Regions from separate parts of the Homo sapiens genome. Here regions 1 and 3 are each linked to region 2. A link is a loop called in an ENCODE intact Hi-C map of the cell type or tissue named here. Cell type or tissue: MCF 10A. All regions are shown on one strand. Region 1 overlaps TENM2 (teneurin transmembrane protein 2). Region 2 has its middle 390 kb from the start of LINC01938. Region 3 has its middle 640 kb from the start of LINC01938.

What was found. Peaks named below come from ENCODE experiments on the same cell type or tissue, not always from the same donor. Only the 100,000 strongest peaks of a DNase experiment are listed, where the experiment ranks them.
Region 1: a loop joins it to region 2, with 25 times the contacts of the local background. A loop is called at or near these places in 3 of 110 quality-filtered maps.
Region 3: it touches region 2 in a loop (16-fold over the local background); 5 of 110 quality-filtered maps call a loop at or near these places.

The regions. Positions count from the first base shown.
Region 1 is chr5:167,213,067-167,221,066 of GRCh38, reverse strand. The region is part of intron 2 of TENM2 (teneurin transmembrane protein 2); the gene reads right to left. Among named protein-coding and RNA genes, the nearest start is that of TENM2-AS2, 86 kb to the left of the region's middle. In MCF 10A, a CTCF peak has its summit at 3,741; no DNase peak of the experiment used is centred here.
Region 2 is chr5:165,626,237-165,634,236 of GRCh38, reverse strand. No RefSeq gene overlaps it. Among named protein-coding and RNA genes, the nearest start is that of LINC01938, 390 kb to the right of the region's middle. In MCF 10A, a CTCF peak has its summit at 3,837 (motif pointing left); a DNase peak (open chromatin) is centred at 3,816.
Region 3 is chr5:165,877,213-165,885,212 of GRCh38, reverse strand. No RefSeq gene overlaps it. Among named protein-coding and RNA genes, the nearest start is that of LINC01938, 640 kb to the right of the region's middle. In MCF 10A, CTCF peaks have their summits at 3,549 and 3,755; no DNase peak of the experiment used is centred here.

The DNA of each region.
Region 1 (8,000 bases), 1.6 Mb before region 2:
CACCTGAGATCAAGAGTTTGAGACCAGCCTAGTCAATATGGTGAAAGCCCATTTCTACCAAAAATACAAAAAATTAGCTGAGCATGGTGGTAGGCTCCTGTAATTCCAGCTACTTGGGAGGCTGAGGCAGGGGAATCGCTTGAACCCAGGAGGCGGAGGTTGCAGTGAGCTGACATTGAGCCACTGCACTCCAGCCTGGGTGCAACAGAGTGAGACTCTGTCTTAAAAAAAAAAAAATGTGTATGATACACAGAGGGCATTCAATAAAGAGCTGTGACTGAGGTTCTTATTCACTTGTTTATTTATTAGATTAGTATTATCATCCTCATCTTTCAGACAAAGAAATTAAGAGTCCAAGAGATGATGTAATTTGCCTAAGGTAACAAAGCTGACATGCAGCAGGGCTGAGATTTGAATACAGTCCTCTCCGGCCCTTATGATTGCGCTACCAGTCATGCACCTATACGTGATGCAGAAACTCTTTAAGAACATAGGTGCCCCTTGCAGCTCAGTGCTTCAGGTATCACACATTGATTCTTATTTGGGATCTAATAATCTAATAGGTTTATTATACATGTGAGCAGTAAAATAAAATGAGCTATGTCCTTGTTTTGGCTTATAAAATACACAGTTTAAAATAATTTAAAATTTTACATCGTCTACTGTATTGTGGAAATATCCACAAGTTGGGTTCTTAGCTTCCTTGTGACCAAAAGAAAGAGGCTAACACTATTGGCTATAGGAATCATAGTGTCTATAAGTGCCAAAAACGAACAAACACACAAACTAAAAACCTTGAGTTCTTAATGGAAGGATTTAGTCTCATACCAAGACTTAAGAGTCTCCTCCCAAGAGGATACCTCTTAAGAAAGAGGTATCTTCTAAGGCCTCTTTTGCAGCACTGACTTTTGGGGAAACAAATGTTGGTGTCAGTACCAGTATAGTTCAAAGGGCCAGCAAATATCTATCTGACCCAAACCCTTGCACTGCGGAGGCCTGGTCCATTTAGAGGTGTGGTTCTCTTCTGTATATACTCAAATCATATCTCCTTTGTGTGGAAAAATAAGATTTCATGCACAATCAAGTTTATCTACCTCAAATCAATAACAGCATTAAAACAGATATAAAAGAAATACAGTTAACCAATTTAAATATTATTGAAAGTCTTGTAGAACTACAGATATGCTGAATGTGAAATTTCCTAGTTGAAAGGTGTGTTGAAAGCGTTTCAGGCAACACTAGAATGCTTTCAAACGATGTGCAGCCACTTATGAAAACTATTCAGGTGCTTTCCCTAATCTGAAAGGGAGTGCTTTTTCATAGCATTAGTTTTATAATGAGCCTTTTCAGGCAAATTTCAAAGGGTGCATGGTTCACATACTTTAAACTAAATTCACTCATAATTTAGCATCCAACAAAAGCTAATGCTTAATTGTCTCTAAAGAGGCTATAGAAGGAAAACATTTTCCTTATTCACAAACATAGGGCTAAACAGTGGAGCTTCCCTCCATTAACATCCCTCCCTAATTTTCATAAGAACAATGGCCCTGTAAAGAGCTGGTCACAAGGAGGCTGAGACTCCCTGGCTTTGCACAGTATTGCCTGTTAGCACTGGTCTGATCACCCTCAGGGGTAACAACTTCAACAGGGAGGCTAGAAGGGATCAAGATTTGTAGTATCTGTTAACATAGGGGTATCCACGTTTTGTTTGTTTTGTTTGGTTGGTTTTGTTTTGCTTGTTTGTTTGTTTGTTTGTTTGTTTGTTTTGAAATTGGGTCTCACCCTATCATTCAAGCTGGAGCACAATGGCGCCATCATAGCTCACTGCAGCCTGGGACTCCTGGGCTCAAGTGATCCTCCCATCTCAGCCTTCCAAAACGCTAGGATTACAGGCATGAGCCTCTATGCCCTGCATATCCAACAGTTTACTATTGGCTGAGGACTTGAGAAATGTTATTTCAATTTGTTGAGCCCCACCTAACTTCTTCAATCTCAAAGAGAAGAGGCTGTGTTTCTGATTTGACAGACAGTTAATTATCTGATTTGATGTACAGTGATTAATAGCACAGACAGACCCAAAAAAGCCAGAGGATTGGCTTTACAATCTTTGCTACTTCCTATGTGACATTGGGCAAGTAAATTCAATTCTCTGTGCCTCAACTGGCTCATCTGTAAAACAGGAATAATTAGAGTGCAATTCTTCTAGGACCACAATGAGTATTGAAGAAGTTCATATACATCAAGAACTGAAAACGATACCCTTGTTTTGCCTAAGGAAGTCCTATGTGTATCTTAATTACCATTATACTTCTCATTATTATTACATTCTTCCCAACTGTCACATTTTGGGTCTCTTGGAAAAGCAACAAGTTGTTTTCTTTTATTCATTTATTTTTTCTTTTCTTGTGTGTCTTTCATTTAGTAACACCCCTGGAAAGATCTTCAGATGCTTCATTTTTCCTTTCATGCTAGAACTTTGCCAAGCTGTTAAGGCACAAATGTCTTTTGAGATGTGTGGAGTTGGAGAGAGGGGATCCTTTTAAACAACTGAAACCCAGAAGACGGCAGCTCCCTCACAAGATAGCATGTTAAAATACAATGTTTGGAGAAAGCCCTTATGAAAACACAAAAACTTTTTGAGCCTACCTAATTCTGAGAAAAGTGTAGAAATAAGCAACCAGGAGGGGAAAAAAAATTTAAAAATTAAAAAAATTCCCGCTCTCATAAAGCTTTTAAATTCTCAAGCAATATTCATAATTGTGACACTTGGCACAATTTGATAGGATCTTATATTGATTCTCAGATTTTAAGACAACAATCATTACATTATTATCTTCAGCCTAAGCAGTGCAGCATAACCTCCTAATTAGGATAAAAAACAGAGCCAGGAGCAACCCCGGCAAGTCACAACAAGTCAATATTTTTAATAAGGATTAATTAAAAAAAACTCTACAAGGTTGTATTAGAGGCAGTTCTGGCATGTCTATTGATTAACAGTTGGCATTACATCTCATAAAGGGCTCATTATGGAAAGCATCAATCTCAGTGCGATGTTTTACCCCTCTTAAATACTATTGATTTGTTTTGATGTGTTTTTTTAAGCACAGTTTGGGAACTGTGAAGATTGAGACCTGGGTCCTGCAATAGCATTGTGCATCACATGGAGGGGACATCCAATAGAAATGGCAAAGAGGACTAATATCTTCTGTTTCGTCTCATAGTCGGCTTCTATGGACTTCCAAGGCTGGCAGAGGAAACCTGCTCGTCCACCTTCTCCACTCACCTCTCTTTCTTTTATATATATATATCTGTCTCACATATCACATATATTATATATATATATATATATATATCACTCATTACATATATATTATCATTTTATATATATAGGAGGTTCATATGCAAATAAACAATGCCATTTGGAAACCACTTCCATTGCCCTTCCAAACACTGCAGCGCTAGGAATCTGCAGGAAGATAGCACAGCTCGGCCACAGGTGCCTGCAGCTTATGAATATGCAGCTCTGACATTTGAAACTCTTCAGCAGATTTCACAACGCCTTTCTTCATTGACACCAATTCACTCCCAATCACAAGGGTTTTCAAGTAAATAGCGTTGGTTGGAAGCTGCTGCAAATACTTCCTAAAGTAATCTCAGTCCGTGCTTCTTAAGATTGCAGACTGATCCCCTTAATAATATTTTAAATACTGAGAAACCTCAATTCTTTTTTTAATAATAATTGTTTTAAAAGTCTGTGTGGTTGATGCTAGGTGGCAGTGCTGTGTAATTAAAACTCCAAAGGATTCTGCTGGAACTTGTGACTACAGGCCACTTACTTTTCTGCACACACAATCAGAAGGTATAATTATGAGGCAAATATATTAGGAACTCATGGTTCTTTCTTAGAAACTCATTAAGAAACCATGACAAAGACTTTACCACTTGAAGGTCAGTAGTTTTCAAAAAGAACCTAAAATAGGACAAATCTATGTATATATGTTATACATTTTGATGACCAAATTAATATCAATAATTTATTAGAAAATGTAATATTCAGATAAAACAAATTATATGTTTCTGTTACTGGTGAAATCACATACATACAGTTTCATAAAGCTTCACTGGTGTCTTTTTTTTTTTGAGATGGGGTCTCACGCTGTCTCCCAGGCTAGAGTGCAGTGGTGCGATCTCGACTTACTGCAACCTCCTCCTCCTGAGCTGAAGCAATTCTCCCACCTCAGCCTCTCAAGTAGCTGGGACTACAGATGTGCACCACCACACATGACTAAGTTTTGTATTTTTAGTAGGGACAGGGGTTTCACCATGTTGACCAGGCTGGTCTCAAACTCCTGGCTTCAAGTGATCCAAGGGCCTTGGCCTCCAAAGTGCTGGGATTACAGGCATAAGCCATCATGCCTGGCCCCCAGTAATTTTTTAATGATGGGAATATCTAAGATATCTGCTATCTGGCTGCTATACTGTAGCCATTCCGGGAATAATTCATTGTTTTAGATGTCTACGGAAACCTAGTATTCAGGCTAAATATAATGTTAGGTATGATGGGGAGACAGTGGTGCATAATTTATGGCCCTCATACTCAAGGATGTTGCACTGCAGAAGAGGAGACTAAATAGCAGACAGACAATGTGGAATGTAAGTGTCAGACTTGCAAGAGGGCACACAGCAATCTGGACAACATGACTCAAGATTGAAAGACTCTGACACTTGCCTCTGTTCCTTCTTCCTCCTGGTGATCCTTTCCCCATAAATAATCTGTGAAAAAAATCCATCCAATTACTTTTTGTCTGAACTGAATTCCCTCCCATAGAGTAGGTGGAAGCAAGGCTGGCCTGGGTGGAGTTCTAATGGGGACTTTGAAATGTGACTGCCTTCGCTTTCCATTCTGGCTCTAGCCTTTACTAGGTGTATGACATTGAGCAAGCGACTGAACCTCTGTTAGTCCTATCACGAAGGAAAGTAACACTGGACCTACCTCTTGTGATTACTGTGAGGAATAATGAGTACAAGCTTGCCTTTTGAGGTGATAAAAAGTAAGTTCTAAAATTAGATTATGGAGACGGTTCTACCACTCTATGGATACATTGAAAATCACTGAATTGTACATTTTAAACAGGTGAACTTTATGATAGGTAAATTTACATCAATAATGCTGTTTAAAAAAAAGATCAATCAACTGTGGTATACAGCATAGAATACTATTAAGTAGTAACAAGGAAAGAATCATTGATACCTGAAAGTAAAAGCTAATGTGTATAAAATGGCTTGGCCCAGTGTATACACTGAAAATATTAGCTTATCTTTTGGCCCTTCAACCACAGGTTGCATGATCTTAGGAAATTCACTTGGGACACTGGGAAAGCCTCTTCAGGTCTCTATTCCTTCTCTGTAATGTAAGACATTGGACTACATCCCCTATGATTGCTTTCAGTTCCGAGACTATTTTAGATCCCAGGAAATGGTTTCTGAGTCTTCCTAAACTCTTCCTCCAGAGTTTCCCCTTCCCACAGGGCACAGGCTCAGTATATGGTTGCTGCCTGGGAGCTCCCTGCCTCTTTCAGTTGCATGTAAAAGCTATTTTCCACCCAAAGATCCATTCTTACTTTTGTTCACTTTATGGAGCCTGGACTGCATTTGAGTTGTGGAACAAAGAGAGAGAATATCATAATATAAAACAGTTGTCTTCAATTTTGCCCGCACGTTAGAGTCACCAAAGCTACTTTTCGAAAACATATCAAAACTCACATCCTGCCCCACACCAATTAATTCTAAATCTCTGGTGGGCCCTAAACAATTATTATTTTTCAAAAGCTTCTCAAGTGATGTCCATGCACAATGAAGGTTGTGAATCACTGCTAAGTAAGTTCAGAGGGAGCAAGCTCGCCTAGCTTTAGCAGGGGGCAAGAAGCACTATATGAACTGCATCTTGAAGGGCAGATAGAGATGGATGTACAGTTATAATGAGGGAAGAAAATTTCTAGGGAAGGCAGCACCTCTGTTCCATCTTATTCTAGAAGATGAAAAATTCCTAGAGAGAACTATATAAATAATCTAGGAAAGAAGGAGAAAGAAATATATTCGGAAGGGATGGTAGGTAATCAAAATCCAGGCCAGGAGATTGGCAAGCAAAAAAACTTATGACTAAAGAAAGGGACAAGATGAAAATACACTGCTGTGGTTACAGTTCCAGGCAATATGCGGAAAGCCCTGTGCCTAAGATCTATGTCTGTACAATAAGGCAAATCTGTCTGCTGCTAAGTCAACTGCAGTGAATTCATCTTATTCATTCATCGGGTCCCTTAGTCTTCCTCCTCTGCTCCAAGTGACACCATATGTATTGCCAATCTCTAATCTAATCCCAGGGTCCATCATTGCTAATCAAATCAGAATGTCAACTCTACTTAATTGGAAGCCCCATACACATTTTTCTCCTGCTCTTAGAAGAACCGAGATAGATAGCTGAAGACTATTGGTTACATACCCAAATCAAATATTGTGACAGCGACATTGATGTATAGACAAAAAAGAGAGCTGGCTAAGAAAAGAAAGGGGAGAGTCTTATATTTTGTGCCTCTGAATTACCAAAAAATGCAGGAAGGTTCTGAATTGTAATTTTCATTAGCTCGCAAAAGGCTTGATGTGCCTCTGGATAATTAAGGACTGGCCATATTTCTATAGAGATCTATTGCCTATAGATCCCTTCCATGGTATGTTATAGGCAGCTAGCACCACCTTAGAAAGGTTACTTGTTAAATTTTCAGGAATTTCATGAGTTACTTGACTTCAGCCTGAAATTGGTCATGGTAGGAGTATATGCAATATGAAAATGGGGCAAATGCTGTAAATCAGGGCTCTTCCAATCCCAGAGTACATTTTGAAACATTTACCATCACACGACAGTTTCAGAACCACAGCTTTGCCCAACTCTTATTGTTTGTAGACTACAATGGGAATGGCTTTCCCTGGAAATCACCAGACAAATTTTTCTTCCCATGTTGATCGACATTATGGTCCTGTATCCCTTTGCTGATGTTTTCTGAGTAGAATAGTAGGACAATTATTCCACTTCTGTCCAAATAATCAATGCCTGTAAAAATGGCCCATAGTGGCCAACTTGGCAAATCGTTGGCCATCAGCTTTGCAGTGGTTTTCAAATACTAATCCATAAGTAGGTCATTTTTATACAAATTGCAATTCCTGAAGACCTCACATATTTCAAAACTCATGCAATTAAAGGTAAATTTTCCCATAGGAATATAGATCTGCAACCATTAGTAGCACATATTTGTTTTATATACACTTTTAATTTTCTCAATATTATTTGTAATATTTTATAGAGGCTACTCATCTAAATGAATAATATAAGCTACATTAGTGGTTGTCAGATCCTTCTCACAAAATTATCATCACATGTAACCTGCTTTTTCATGTTAGTGATTTTAAGGAGCATTTTTCAACATGAATGACAGCACTACCATTTGCTATAGACTGAATGTTTATGCCCTCTGCCTTCATACGTTGAAACCTCACCCCCAGTAGATTGGTGTTACTAGGTGGGGCCTTTGGGAGGTGACTGGGTCATGAGGACAGAGTGCTTACGAATGGAATTAGTATCTTTACAAAAGAGACCCTGGATAACTCCCTTACCCCTTCTGCCTGGTGAGGAGACAGCAAGAGAAACCAAGATGTCAGCCCCCACCAGACACCCATCTTGTACTTCCCAGCCTCCAACTCTGCAAGGAAAATTTATGTTTTTTATAAGCCACCTAGGCCATGGTATTCATTTACAGTAGCCCAGCTGAGACATCGTTTAATGACTGCCTTGATGGCGTATATACAAAATATGTAGCAACAGTGAACATTACAGAGGCATAGCAATAATTACCAAAATTATTTGTATGTAAAAAATAGTGTGATTCCACGATACGAAACACCAGGTATTTGAAATTACTAAGTAAACTAGTTTAGCTGGTGTTAAAGAT
Region 2 (8,000 bases):
CCTCCTAAAGCTGTGCCATGGGTGTGTCTTTGACCTTGGCAAAATAAAATTCCTAAATTGACTGAGACTTGACTCAGATACCCTTTGGTTTACATTGACTTTGATGAAAAGAAGCTATTTAATCATAAGCTTTTAAAAGGTATTCTTTAAGGTCTTTTCGAGGCTACACATGGATGAAATTTCTATTCTAGCACGGTTTTCTGTAGCATATTAAATATATTTTTCAGCCACAAAATGGGATGATGATATGGTTTTATACAACCCTTAGCAGCTCTTCTAATTTAGTGGATCGGGTCTAGTACGTATTCCTCTGCCTCCACTGTTTTATTTCATTCAATTACAAGGAAGCATTCTTTCTAACCCTATGTATCTAATAGTAAGTATTCTGCCTAAATAACATAAGGCAAAATTTCCACCTCAGAGTAAATTCGAAAAAGAATGAAACTATAATTTTGCCATCTATCTTACACAACAATAAGCATAGGTGCTTATGTTTGTGAAGCACTATACACAACTTTCCCATCCTCTATATCCTTTGAATTCATAAAGACCCTGAGGCAGGAAGATCAGGCCCAAGCGTTCCCATTTGGCTGATGTCATAGAGCCTCATATAAGGCATGTGACTACACCAAGATCACACAACTGAAAGGATGCAGAGTAAGAAACCACACCACACATTTTCCACTACATTTGCTCTCTTTCCTCTTCCTGACCTGCATGACCTCAAAATATACAGGTCTGTAAGCCAGAGAATGCAAGAAGACTCTGAATCAACATGGTGTATTTCCATTTCTCTCTTCAGTTTACATACCTAGGTTCCTGGTTACAGGTTCATTTCCTGTCATGAGACATGCTTCCTTGGGAACATGTAAGCAGCTTGGGTATCATGCTTTCTCACAAGCAGAGAGAAATCCTGGCCATCCTGCCTCCATCTTCCTTTCTGTGTTCTCCACTGGGGTATGCAGACTTAGAAAAATGAGAAGCTGATGATAGTGACACGAGAAATGGAGCTGGTTTTGATTACAAAATGAATTATATGAGAACTCAGTCACATGCAGGTTAATATATAATCCTTCAAAAATGCAGACGATTTGGCAGTGGTGGTTTAAATTGTGTGAAACAGTTTTCTCTATTGTCAAACTTCTTAGAGACATCAATGTGGTATATGTGTAATGGATTCTCTGTAAAGTACAATATGTAGTATTTCATTGTACTTTGTTAAAGAAAAAATTAGTCTGGCATCTGTTAAAATGATAAGGAAGGGTTATTCAAGATTCTAGAGTATTGCAATGGGGGCATTGTGACAGGGGATTGAGATTGAGTTCAGCTTCTGATATAGGAGAGGTATCTTAGGATTTATAGCCAACAAGCAGAGTGAGAGGGTCAGTGAACGAAAAAGCACGAAGATGAGACATCAAGGGTCTTAGCAAGATTATTGCTGAAATCAGGCCAGGGCCAGGGTAATCAGATAACAAAGGTAGAGAATTCTTTCTTGCTTTTTTTTCCTTTTATGAGACAGGGTCTCACTCTAACACCCAGGCTGGAGTCCACTGGTGCTATCATGCGTCATTGCAGCCTCAACTTCCCGGGCTCAAGCAATCCTCCCACCTCAACCTCCTAAGTAGCTGAGACCATAAGCACATTCCACCAAGCCCAGCTAATTTAATTTATTATTATTATTTTTTGTAGAGACAGAGTCTTACTATGTTGCCCTGGCTTGGAATTCTTGCTAAACCAACTTAGCAGGATTCTTGCTACAACAGAACTGGGTGGACAGAAGACAGGAGTGGAACCAAGGTCCAGGCATACTCGAGAAGAGAGCTCAGAGAACCCTAACTAAAGTTTGGTCAAGGAGAGAGTCTTTTTAAATGTACTTGACGGAGAGCCCTTTTGGTGGGCCTTTGCTTTGGATTAGTTGCCACAGAATACATTTTGGAAGACAATGCCCTAGTACATTTATCAGACAACCAGACACACCTTAGACATTGGTCTGCATTGATTCTACTTGCCAGCCTCAGAATAGGTGATCCCAATTTAGAGACACAAAGTTATCCTCGTGTCAGACTATTAAGATTACATAGGTAGGGAAAATAAACAATAGATTTAGCTTGCCTTTTGTTCATCTGAGATTCCTTCTAGAAGAATCTTTATTTTTCACTTATTCACTGAATAACTCTGGGTAAGCCACTTAACCTCTGGGTCTTCAGTTCCTCATTGGTGTAATAAAAAGGTTTAACTGAATGATCTCTGATGCCCTTTCCATCATAAAATAATACCTATTACGTTTTCTGTGCTTCTGTATATCCAATTAATGTTTTACAAAGAGCAGATTAAAATGATCAGTTTTCAGTGCCATGGGCTGGGGAGAGGAACAAAAGATTTTAGACAGGAGAGGAAGGCAAGTGTCAATTTTTGATCTCTGCTGACAAAAGATGTATTCATTCTGGTTACAGAGAAATTTTCTCCAAAGTAGGCTGGATGCTTTAAAAATAAAGGAATTTGTTTCAGGATGTAAAACTGAGGCACAAGCATGAAACATAAGTCCTAAATGAACTGTAAATAGGGGATATTCACATTTCTCAATGAGAAGGAAACTATGCCATATCTGCAATCCAGTGGTGTTAATTCATCACAATAAAAAAGAATGTTGACATGCAAAGTCCTGTATGAATAAAGGTGTAGACTTTTTTCTTTTTCTTTTCTTCTCTTTTCTTTTCTTTCTTCCTTTTTCTTTTCTTTTTTTAAAAGACAGGGTCTTGCTCTGTCAGCCAGGCTGGAATGCAGTTGTGCAATCATAGCTTATTGCAGCCTGGAACTCCTGGGCTCAAGCAATCCTCCCACTTGAGCCTCCTGAGTAGCTAGGACTACAGGCATGCACCACACCTGGCTTATTATTATTTTTAATTTTTTTTTGTGTGTGGAGGTGGGGTCTTGCTATGTTGCCTAGGCTTATCTTGAACTCCTGGCCTCAAACAATCCTTCTGCTTCGGCCTCTTAAAGCACTGGGATTACAGGCATGAGCCACTACACCCAGCCAACATTCAACTCAATGAATTAAATTTGCTCGGAAAGCTTATTTGAAGGAGAGAAGTTGGTGAGTGAATTTCCTCATGGAAGGCCACTCTTTTGTCTTTAACTTTCAAAATCAACATCTCACATTTACAGTAGGAATCCCTTACTTGATCCTTTTTTAAAAATGTTAATTAAAAGTGGAGAAAAACATTCACCTTCACGCCTGTTTATCAATGTAGGTATGGATAGACATAGATGAATTTTTTAACTCAGAAGCAAGATTTAAGGCAAAGGCACTTACACTCACACCCTCTTGTTTCTGTAAAAAAAAAAAAAAAAAAAAGGTTACAATTTGATTACCATTTTATAGTAAAATCCAGAGTTACAGCTGGAAGTGACCTTCAAAATAATTTCCTTTAACTCCCTCATTTTACAGATATGAGCATGGAGTCTCAGAAAGATCAGAGTCCACAGCTGGTGAGTGGCAGAGTTGGGCGCAGAGCCCCCACTTCCTGACCCTGGGTGCAGGGTGACTTTTGACTCACCATAAACCTAACAGGAATTAGGCCAGCAATTCTTAGAAGGCCTAACACAGGACTCACTCGTGGAATCAGCGTGCATTTGTCCCATGGAATTTGTTATCTCCAATTGTGTTCCTGTTATGGGATTTGTTGTCCTGTTTTCTGACTCCGCACTTGATTTGCAATTCTGGGCTATAGCAGTATGCTTCCCCAGAGTACTGAGCAGTGGTCAGTGAATTTAATCTGTCTCTCGCTGTGATCTGTGAGCGAAGTTGTTACAGCTCCACCTAGTGGACAAATTCACAGAGAGGGGAAATTGCAAAGGGGATGCTGCCCGCTGAGGACGAATCTGCAGGCGAGAGGGCAGAACACATCACAGAGAGGTTAAAGCTGCAAAAAGTTGTACTGACAACTGGCTGTAAACTAAAGGCTGTTGTGGAGAAATCAAAGTATAATTATTAGAGAGGGGGAGAAAACATCAGCTTTCTCATTACTTCAAGGACCTCTAGAGATTTTTATAGCTTCTGGAGGATGCTGTTAGGTATGAAGAAGGACGAGTCAGAGGATGGAATTAATAGAACTCACAAATGAAAACTAACTCTTGGAATTTTTCTAAAAGTGCACACAGGCAAAATTTACTCAGCCTCGGGTGTCTGACTGGCCCCCAAGATTTCTTACGGCCCCAGTACAGTAGAAAGGCAGATGCTGAACGGTGGGCTCCAGTCTTCAGCCATAGTTAGTTAACCCCCTCTGCCCTCTCAGGTTCATAACACGAGCTCTGGGCTCAGTGCTTCAGAGGATCCCTTGTTAGTTTATATTCACTGTCTGTCTTTTGTTGTCTTTCTAAAGAGACATGACCAGAAGCCAAAGGATTGAGTTAATATTACACCATCCCTTGAAAGCAGAAGTAACACTGTCTCTAAAAAATATAAGCCCCAGAACATAAGTGCTATATGTGTGTCTATGTGTGACACACATAGACAAAAAATTAACCATCTCTCAAGATAACTGTTCACATTGATTCCTTCCCCGCTTCTCCTCTATACCCCTTTCTTACATCTTAGCTTTCCATTACCAAGGATCCCAGTAGCTTTTATGGTATTAATTTCCACTCTATGCAAACATCTCTGGGACATATTGCTCCATGTTAAGTACAACTGCTTTCTGAGAAGAACTGACAAAACAACTGCTGCTGATTTTCCTTTATTCAAATCAAGTTTATCTTTTTTATCTTCTTATCAACATCTATACAGTATGTTTTGAAAGCTTTTGCATCGATAGCAATTTTAAGAATGTCCTTGACATTAATGACTTCTATATTTGATCTCAGATCACATTCTCTTCTGAAGAAAGTGTATAATGCTCTAAGGCTGAGTTGGCATAAACATTGCAGAATCACAGGTAAATGACACCTGGAATGCGGCATACATTCAATAAATACTTATTGAATTGAATTGGAAAGACAGTTTGTGTTTTAATAGATGTGATTTGCATGGTTCCTCAGGCTGGTGGTTGAGCAAATGAAGTGAGAACCTCAGAGAGCCAAGACCTATACCTTATTGCTAACGACTTTGGAGTTTGTGATCAGGAGCTCAGATCAAGCCAGTTTTGGCCCTAATTTGCTATGTGAACACAAGTAAGTTACCTGAACTCTTTGCAACTCAAAGTCAAACTGACTACAAGTTGAGAAGAGAAAGAAGAGTATATAATTTAGAATTTTCTGGTCCTAATAAGACATGTCGAGTTCTTAGCATAGTGTTACAAACAGTATTGCAAGCTCTTGAAGAATCCTGGCTATTTGTAGATGCTAGATTGAGGAGCTGAATTTTTTTTATCAAGAAAGACTTCTATCAAAGGCTTCTCTTAGAAAGGATGGTAAAATAATGAGAACAGAGGTAATTGACCAAGGATTATGGATTATTCAACTAATTATAAAGTACTCTGATGAACTTCTTTTTTTAAAGCAAATATTTGTATGTGACATGAGTGTGAGAAAAATACGTAGGCAAAAATGAACAAAACTTTGCATTAGACATTAGAGACTAAAAGAAGCTAAAAATGCACATTACTGGCCGGGCGCGGTGGCTCACGCCTGTAATCCCAGCACTTTGGGAGGCCGAGGCGGGTGGATCATGAGGTCAGGAGATCGAGACCATCCTGGCTAACAAGGTGAAACCCCGTCTCTACTAAAAATACAAAAAATTAGCCGGGCGCTGTGGCGGGCACCTGTAGTCCCAGCTACTCGGGAGGCTGAGGCAGGAGAATGGCGTGAACCCGGGAAGCGGAGCTTGCAGTGAGCCGAGATTGCGCCACTGCAGTCCGCAGTCCGGCCTGGGCGACAGAGCGAGACTCCGTCTCAAAAAAAAAAAAAAAAAAAAAAAAAAAAATGCACATTACTAAGGGAAAAAGAAAAAATACATAACAAAGTAGCAAAATGCCCGTATCACAGAGAAAATTAAGAAATCTATGAAATAGTTGCTGTTGGGCAGAAAGAAATGTGTAATAAATTCTAGATACCAAGAAAGAATGTTAAAGACAGAGAAATCTGGAGTAATTTGCGTTGAGTGGAGGTGTCAAGGACATCTCACAGGATAGAAGTTTTGGAACCAGAAGCATTACATAGATTGGTAGGGAAAAAAAAATCAAAGGGTATCTGGGAGGTTTGTAAACATACCAGCCATGTTTACTGCGGAAGTAGGTTGTTTAAGAGATCGATAAGGGAGATCCCTTGGCCTGGAATTCCATGCTTACATAGTTGCTGCTTTCATAAACCAAACATTGTGGGCAGTAAAGGGATGCAATTTGAAGTCGTGATTTGGTCAGTGTGGTAGGCAGAATACTGGCTCCCCAAAAGAATGCTCGCATTGTCATCTCCAGAACCTGTGACTGTGTTATGTTACACGACAAGGAGGGATTAAGGTCGCAGATGGAATTAGGTTTGCTAATCAGCTCACCCTAAAATTAGATTATTTGGGGTTATCTGATGGGCCCAATGTAATCATAAGGGAAAAAAGAGGCAGAAAAATTATTGTCAGATAGATATGATTTAAGAAAGTGCTGGGTTTGAAGACAGAAAAGAGCAGTGAGCGAAGGAATGGTGAGTAGCCATAGAAGCTGGGAAGGGCAAAAAAACATTTTCTCCTAGACTTTCCAGAAAGAAATGCCGCTCTGCCAACATCTTGATTTTAGCCCACTGATACCTGTATCAGATTTCTGACTTGCAGTCTATAAGATAGTACATTTCTGTTGTTTTCAGCCACTGAGGGTGTGGCAATTTGTTAACAGTAGCAATAACAAACGAATACAGCCCACCTTTCTTGTTCCAAGAGAGTGAATGCAGGAAGCCCACACCATTGGAACATAGTTGTAGCAAAACACCTAGATGGGATTTAAAAATAAAGGAGGTGGAATTAGAGCAGAGAGGATCCTTTTTTTTTTTTTTTTTTTTTTTTTTTTTTTTTTGAGACGGAGTCTCGCTCTGTCGCCCAGGCTGGAGTGCAGTGGCGCGATCTCGGCTCACTGCAAGCTCTGCCTTCCAGGTTCACGCCATTCTCCTGCCTCAGCCTCCCAAGTAGCTGGGACTACAGGCGCCCGCCACCACGCTCAGCTAATTTTTTGTATTTTTAGTAGAGACAGGGTTTCACCATGTTAGCCAGGATGTTCTCGATCTCCTGACCTCGTGATCCGCCAGCCTCGGCCTCCCAAAGTGGAGAGGATCCATTTTAATTGCTAAGAGTTGAAGTACCTTCTGTCCTCCTAAGAGCACCCCAGAATAGGCTTAACCATCCTCAAGGATAGGCTTTCAGGGGATGCGCTGTCAGCCCCTCTCATTACGTGCTCATGGTGACCTGTGAGTTCAAGAATCGGGGCAGATAATTTTGACAAAACGCAACCAGAGAGGCTGACCCTGGATGTCCCAAGAAGGAGGACTTATATATAGTAACAACAGCAGTAGGAGGACGCAGTCATCAAATGCATAGAATTTGCAAATTGTGGGGGATAGGAATGTAGCCCAGTCAGAAAGGCAAAGGGAACAAAGATTGCAGAATTGGGCCTTTCTTCTTTCCAGTGGAAAGAGCTCAGCCACCGTGTGTAGAAATTTTGGAAGGAAAAAAAGTAAAAGATTTAGGTTGGATTAAGTTTTAGTAAGAGAAATAAATTGACCAGCTAGAGTCTATTAAAATGCCTGCTCTGATTTACTTCTGGGGTTTATATACCAGCTTCTTTTCTCACAAACTCAGGGCTTTATTCTCTTAAAGCCCAGAGAGATTAATCTGTAAAGCAGAAATAACAAAAGGACCTATGTTATAAACTTATTGTGAGAATGGTACCTTGTCAGGCACTGAGCATAGTGTCTAGCACAAGATAAACTATTATGATTGTTGCTATTAGATCTAGCTAAAAACTCTCATGAATACACTAGACAAGAGTGATTCATAGTTAAAATTCTATTTGCATTTTAGAGCT
Region 3 (8,000 bases), 250 kb before region 2:
TCTTTCAACTAAAATTTTGTGCCCTTTGACAAACAACTCTCTGTTTTACCCAATCTGAGCCCCTGACAACATTGTTCTACTCTTTGTTTCTATGAGTTCAACTTTGTAGATTCTACGTAGTATCAAGATCCTGCATTGCCAAAATGTGTAGGCTATCCCTGACGTCTATAGCAAATGGCCATACCCACACAACTGAATGTTTGGAATTACAGATTCCCAACTGGTAATCATGGGTATTTGAAATGAGTTCTTGGTCTTGGTGTAGTTTCAAATGTTCTTTTTCTTTTCTTTCTTTTTTTTTAAAGAACGTTCACGAAATTAGAAAAAGCTTATTTTTAATCCAATCTAACCCTTCTGCAATGCGAGCGAATTGTTTGGAATGATTTGAAGACAAGGGAAATGTATTAGGTGAACTTTGGATGATCTTGGCCATCTGTTTCTCTGCCCCTGAGAGCGGAGTTTCCAGGAGTCACTCAATCATTCGAACATAGGAACTTAAATAGAAAAAAAAAAAAAACAAAAAAAAACCTAAATAAAATCAGTTGTCCTTAACCCTGTCTTTCTTTCATTCTCTCCAGACACCCCCCTCCCACCATGTATTCCCCACAACTGCCACTCCTTATATTTCCTTGGATAAAATCATTGCAGTTTGTGATGCAAAATAATGATCCCTTGCTTCCTGGGTTTGCAATTTTAACCACACAAGCTTTTTAAGTTCAAGAGGCAGAATCAAAAGGCATTTTTATTCTATATTATAATAAATGTGAATATCAAAAGATTCTCCCAGAGTTGTGTGACTGCTGGCATTTGTAAAAAGTCAGAGAATCTTGGAATTGAAAGAAGCAGAAATGTATTTAGTATTTCATTTGACTCTTGATGCAGAGGGAGAGAGGGAAAAACCAAATGATAAGCTGTGTTGCAAACTTATACATTTTTTTTTTTTTTTTTTTTGTGAGACACAGTCTCACTCTGTCACCCAGGCTGGAGTGCAGTGGTGCCATCTTGGCTCATTGCAACCTCCACCTCCTGGCTTCACGCCATTCTCCTGCCTCAGCCTCCCGAGTAGCTGGGACTACAGGTGCCTGTTACCACACCTGGCTAATTTTTTTTTATTTTTAGTAGAGACAGGGTTTCACCATGTTAGCCAGGATGGTCTCGATCTCCTGACCTCGTGATCTGCCTGCCTCAGCCTCCCAAAGTGCTGGGATTACAGGCGTGAGCCACCGCGCCCTGCCACATTTCTTTTTACATGATGTGTTTATTTTTCTGGGATCTAGATAAATGACTATGGATGTTGGAGGCCACACAAACGTTTCTTGTGATTAGGTACATCTGAAGCCTGTTAGTAATAATATGAACCTGTGATTAATTAAGCAGCTGACCAATCATTACCTCCTCTTCCTTGCTCTTGTTACCCAATAAATAAGAAGGGCTGTGGAAGCTCAGGGGGACTGCCTTTGCTCACTAGAAGCAGGGAGCTCTCTTCTTCTTTCCCATGCTAGCCTTTTCTTTAAAATAGTTTCTTTTGTTTTGTGTTATCATTTCTACGTTCGTCCCTTCATTCAGTCTTGTAATGATGGTCTCAAGCAGTAACAGTAGTAACTGCTGTAATGCTCGTCTCAAGTAGTAACCGGGGCAGTCAGCCACAAGTGGCACCTGAACAGGGACTATCAGGGACAAACAGAGACTTGAAGAGACTTGAAGGGACCTGAAGAGGCCTTCAGGGATAAATAGAGACAATAGAGATAAGTAAGAGATAAGAGATGAGATAAGTAGAGACAAATAGAGATAGGCAGGGAAAGACAGGGACTTGCAGGAACTTGTGGGAACTAACAGATACCATAGGGACAGAAAGGGATAGATAAAGACTAGCAAAGACTAGCAATATAAGGTCAGTGCCCTAAAGAGGTACAAAAGTAGAGACTAGTAGAGACTAGCAGAGACTAGCAGAAACTAGCAGAGATTTGCAGGGATGGACAAGGACAGACAGGGACAGATAGGGTCCTACAGGGACTTGACTGAGGCATTTTTTCTTAAGATGGCATAATAAAGCTAGGCCAAAAACCAAACACAGACTCTGGTGCTGGGGACACCCTACTTGGCCCAAAGAGTTACCTTTGAGCTTACTGCTTAAGCTCTGTGTCTGCCACGCCTTGACCAGCTTACAAAACACTCCAGTTCTCAATTTAATCATCAATAAAATAGAGACAGTGACCCAGGTCCTGAGGAATTCCAAGGAGCATAGAGCCATCCTAACCACTCTTAAGCCAAATCCTTTAATTTTGTAAAGATTGGAGACAGGGTTATCACATGTTTACCTCACATTTATTTGGCTACTCCTCAGCACTCTTCATGAGTTTCATGGATGGAAACCAATGCTCCACTCACAGCTGTCAAATAACTGTCCCTGAACCCTGCTCACCAACTATTTGGACTGTAGATACCAACAGCCTTAGCGTGTGTTGAAGTACTTGCTACACTTGCTAATAAATAACCTCTTTATTTGTCTGATTGAAAGGATCAACCAAGAAAATCCACAGCCCCTACAGCCACACAGGTTTTCTTTTAGAAACGTTGGGTTTAAGGATGATTCTATTTATTAATACGAATGAACATTTCTTTAATTTGCTTCTTGAAAATTATTTAAAATAGTTGTCAAGTCACTTGTTTATAGTAGAGACTGTCGCCTATATGACATAACGAGGCTTCAGTGGTGCCTTTTTGCCTTTGTTTTTTCTAGAAATAAATCCCCTGCTAATATCTGGCTTTCTGCTCTGGGTTCATCTCACATCGCCTCCTGTAACTGGCTTGTTCTTTTCAGATGCTTGTTTTATGACACAAATGATACTTTTCTCTTTAGTTACTGTTTATTTTTAATAATGCAATAAAACCACACCTATAAGGAAAACCAGTACCTTGACAATAACTTAAATGAACTCATAAAGTCCTTCATCCTGTTTCCCTGCCTCCCTGAACTGGAGGTAACCATTATTCTGAATCTTATGTTGACAATTCTTTTGGGGAGCGTGTGTATGTGCATGAGGTCTCTTAATATAGCATATTTTAAAAAGTAAATTGTTTAATTTCAGTTGTTTTAAACTTGATAAAACGGTATACTATACAATCTTTTAAAAGTTACATTTATCATTCAATGTAATTCTAGAATTTATGTTTTTTAAAAAGTTGAATTTTTTACTGCTACACAGTATTTTACTGTTGTATAGGTTTGTGCTTTTGCAAACAAAAGTTTAATCCATGAATTAAGGGAGTTGTTTCTAGTAGACCAAGAGAAAAACAATAAAAATTAGTATAGTACATTTTTTAAGGTTTTGGTCTTCTTTAGGAGAACTCTGTGAAACGAATGAAGTTGTAAGCATGTTGCTTTAACCTTCTTTTGTGCTTAGAGGCAGCCCAGTCTGCTGAGTGGTGAACTTTCCGGGTTCATATTTAATGCAGACGTTGCCAATCCTCTGAGGCCAGCACTGTGAAAAATAGTTCTACTGCATCGCTTTACCTAAGCCTTGCCTGTATAGTGACAGGCTGTGCATCCCTCCTGTATAGACATGCCTGATTTAAGTAAATGTGAGTGAGGGAGGGATATGCTATAACGCCTTTCAATATTAGGACCACAGGTTTGTTAGAGGTGACATTATGGCTTCCATTTTTATGTTGCTTCCATTTTTATGTTGGGTAGCGATTATTTGGCCTGTGGACTCCTAAGAGAAAAAACAAAGAAACCAAACCACTAGAGGTCCTCATGGCTCCCCATTTCCTACCCATCTTTAAAGTACAATTATAGTGAGAACAATATGTGGTAGGGAAAACAAAAGATATTCAGAGGTGAGTATTTCTTTGCAGGAACACTCTAGTCTACTCTCATCCTGATGTTCCATCTTCAGTGAATTTCAAGAGTTACACTAGGATATTACTTTTACTCCAGATGCCATTATGCCTAAGAAAAGTGTTTATTTCTTGCCTAGTATCATATAGTAGCTTATTTTCTTGCCTTAAAAAAAAAATGACAACTGATATTCCTGGAGCATTTACTATATGCCAAGAATCATGGTATTTTACATGTATTATTTCATATATTACAACAACTGTATGAAATGAATATTATTATTATGATTTTACCATTTTACAGATGAGAAAACTTGTCCAAGCTCACATGTGAGCTCTCAAAATCAGGCTTTAATTAAGGTTATCGTATTAAATGTGATTCAGTCACTTTTAACTGGTGATCTTTTTACTCTTCTTACTCTTTATCATCACTTATTATCTGTTGACAATGAGCTAGAGATTTCCAACCTTATTATCCTTATATCAAATGGAATAATACCTGAAAAGATTTATATGTATAGACATGAAAAGTTGCCAATGAAATAATTTCGAAATATGTGCAATATATTCTTATGCATGTAAAAATAAAAAGTATTTATTTACATAACTGTACAAATATATAATAAAGATTATAAAGGGGGGTTACTCTTTTATTTTTTTCTTTTTTTTTTTTGAGACAGTCTCGCTCTGTCACCCAGGCTGGAGTGCAATGGCACGATCTCGGCTCATTGCAACCTCCGCCTCCCGGGTTCACACCATTCTCCTGCCTCAGCCTCCCAATTAGCTGGGACTACAGGTGCCCGCCACCACGCCTGGCTAATTTTTTGTATTTTTAGTGGAGACGGAGTTCCACCATATCGGCCAGGATGGTCTTGATCTCCTGACCTCATGATTCACCCGCCTCGGCCTCCCAAAGTGCTGGGATTACAGACTTGAGCCACCGCGCCCGGCCTAAGGGGTTATTCTTTGAGAAGACAGGAACGGAGTGGTATTAGAGTGAGATTAAAAGGAAAAATCCACTTTTTATAATAAACGCTTTTTAAAATTATTTTTTATATAAGCATTTTTTCTGGTCACTAAAAAGTCAAAATATAAAATATGTAGGCCTATCAAAGATTTTTAAGTTTGTAACACAAAACTAAAAGGGTGATAATCAAAACTGACATTTGACAATACTCTTCCAAATTCTCCCAACCTCACATCTCATACAAATTTAGAAAGTAATTTATTAATGAATGGAATAACAAAATTGGAAAATGGGAATATGATATTAATGAATGAGAAATTCTGGAGACCTTCTGAAAGAGAGTGGAATTGGTAGAACAAAATGATCAAAGGCAACTGTGACCCCAAGTATACAAAGTAAAATATTCTCGTGAATATAGAGAAGAACCATGCTCAGTGAGTGAACACTGAAGGAAAGGCAACCACTGAGCAAACAAAAAAACAACTAATCACAGAGCCACCATAAGAGCTTTCACAAGGAGCCCCTGTGCCAAGCAAAGGAATTAGCCATGGCAAAATATGCCCCAAGTATGATGCAGTAAGAATTGGCACTGGGGCAGGAGAGGCAAGGAAAGGTCCTGCACAATAATGAATTCAGGCAGGGCAGGGATCCATATCCAACTAGAAACATCAAAACATCATCTTTTTTAGCAGTTCTCATCTGAGCATGGCTTTGATAAAAGCAGAGGTTCTCAAATAGAAGAATGAATAGAAAACCAAAGATTCTCAAATATTTGAACAAAATCAAAACCATAAAACAGAGGCAAAAAGATCTGAAAATGGAAAGATTAATATCTCAAAGTTATGTTAATTATAGTAAGTATAACTGACAGAGTCAGAGGGACTTAAGAGTCAGAGGGACTTTAAATCTTAAAAAAGAGAAAAAAAATAGTATCTCATTGGTAAGCACATAGTCTCAAAGTAGGCGTCACAACAAGTAAAGGAGACATTAAATTTTGATCTCTTTGGCCTTTCCTGTTCTACATGTGAGATAGGGGTATAGGGAAGGGAAAAAAAAACATGATTGCAAAGGTGCAAACCTGCTTCTTGCAAAAGATAGGCAATGCTTCTCCAATCATAGCAAGGTAATACACTTTGCCTCTTCTGAAATACAATAGTTTTCTCTTCTTTAATCACCTCTCTTCACTTGAGGACGAAGTCCATTCCTTTAGCTTACTCAGGGATATTGCCCCACAATTCTATCTTTCAAAAACCTTTCTCTAACGACCAATGATGATGAGCATTTATTCATATGTCTGTTGGCTGCATAAATGTCTTCTTTTGAGAAGTGTCTGTTCATATCCTTTCCCCATTTGTTGATGGGGTTGTTTTTTCTTGTAAATTTGTTTAAGTTCTTTGTAGATTTTGGATATTAGCCCTTTGTCAGATGGATAGATTGCAAAAATGTTCTTCCATTCTGTAGGTTGCCTGTTCACTCTGATGATAGTTTCTTTTGCTGTGCAGAAGCTCTTTAGTTTAATGAGATCCCATTTGTCTATTTTGGCTTTTGTTGCCATTGCTTTTGGTGTTTTAGACATGAAGTCTTTTCCCATGCCTATGTTCTGAATGGTATTGCCCAGGTTTTCTTCTAGGATTTTATTTCAAGTCAGTTAGAATGGCGATCATTAAAAAGTCAGGAAACAACAGATGCAGGAGAGGTTGCGGAAAAATAGGAATGCCTTTACACTGTTGGTGGGAGTATAAATTAGTTCAACCATTGTGAAACACAGTGTGGTGATTCCTCAAGGATCTGGAACTATAAATACCATTTGACCCAGCAATCCCATTACTGGGCATATACCCAAAGAATTATACATCATTCTATGATAAAGACACATGCACATGCATGTTTACTGCAGCTCTATTCATAACAGCAAAGACTTGGAACCAACCCAAATGTCCATCAATGATAGACTGGATTAAGAAAATGTGGCACATATATACCATGGAATACTATGCAGCCATAAAAAAGGATGAGTTCATGTCCTTTGCAGGGACATGGATGAAACTGGAAACCATCATTCTCGGCAAACAATCACAAGATCAGAAAACCAAACACCACATGTTCTCACTCATAAGTGGGAGTTGAACAATGAGAACACATGGACACAGGGAGGGGGACATCACACACCGGGACCTGTTGGGGGGCGGGGGGAAAGGGGAGGGATAACATTAGGAGAAATACTTAATGTAGGTGACGGGTTGATGGGTGCAGCAAACCACCATGACACTGTATACCTATGTAACAAAACTGCATATTCTGCACATGTAACCCAGAACTTGAAGTATTAATAAGAAAAAAAAACCTTTCAATTGTCAACACAGCCTCATTTCAAGGAGTTAACAGCAACTCCTTGGAAAGAATAATGAATATGCCTTTGTTTCTATTGAACTCACTCCATCAGGCTTTCACCACTGTCATGAACACTGGTTAACTCTTGTCACTGTCACCATATAGCAAGTTCTCCACATTGCTAAATCCAATGCAAGCCTTCCAGGGCTCATCTTATTTGATGGACTGCATTTCTTAGGGCTGATTCCTCCCTGCCTCAAAACCCTTGCCTTCCATGAAATCAGAATACCCTGACTCTTCCCCTTCTTCATCGGACACTCTGTCTCAATCTCTTTGAATGGTTTCTCTTCCTTACCCCAGCAATTAAATGTAGAAGTGCCTAACAGTTTCACTTTTCAGTTTCAGCTCTTCTTTCTCTGCATTCTCTTCTTAGGTGATCTTGTATAGTCTTGGGGGCTTTTTCATACTCTCCAGAAAATCTCAAATATTTATAGAGTCCAGATGTCTCCCATGAGCTACGGACTCCTTTATCTAACTGCTATTTGACTTTGCTCTAATACGTGTTACTGGCTACTCAAATTTAAGATGCCTACAAGTAAACTTCTGATTTATCTCATAAAAACTTGCTTTATCCACAGATTTTTCTGAGCTCAGATCATGGAAAATTTTGTCCTTCCATTATTCGGGCAAAATCTTTGACATCATCCTAGAATTCTCTCTTTCCCTCTCACCACACAACCAGTCTGTTTGCAAATCCTGATTCTACCCTCAAATTCAAGCATTTTTCACTACCTTGAATGCCACACTCTTGTCTAAGGCACCTTTAAGTCTCCCCTAACTTCCTAATTGTCCTCTTAGTTGA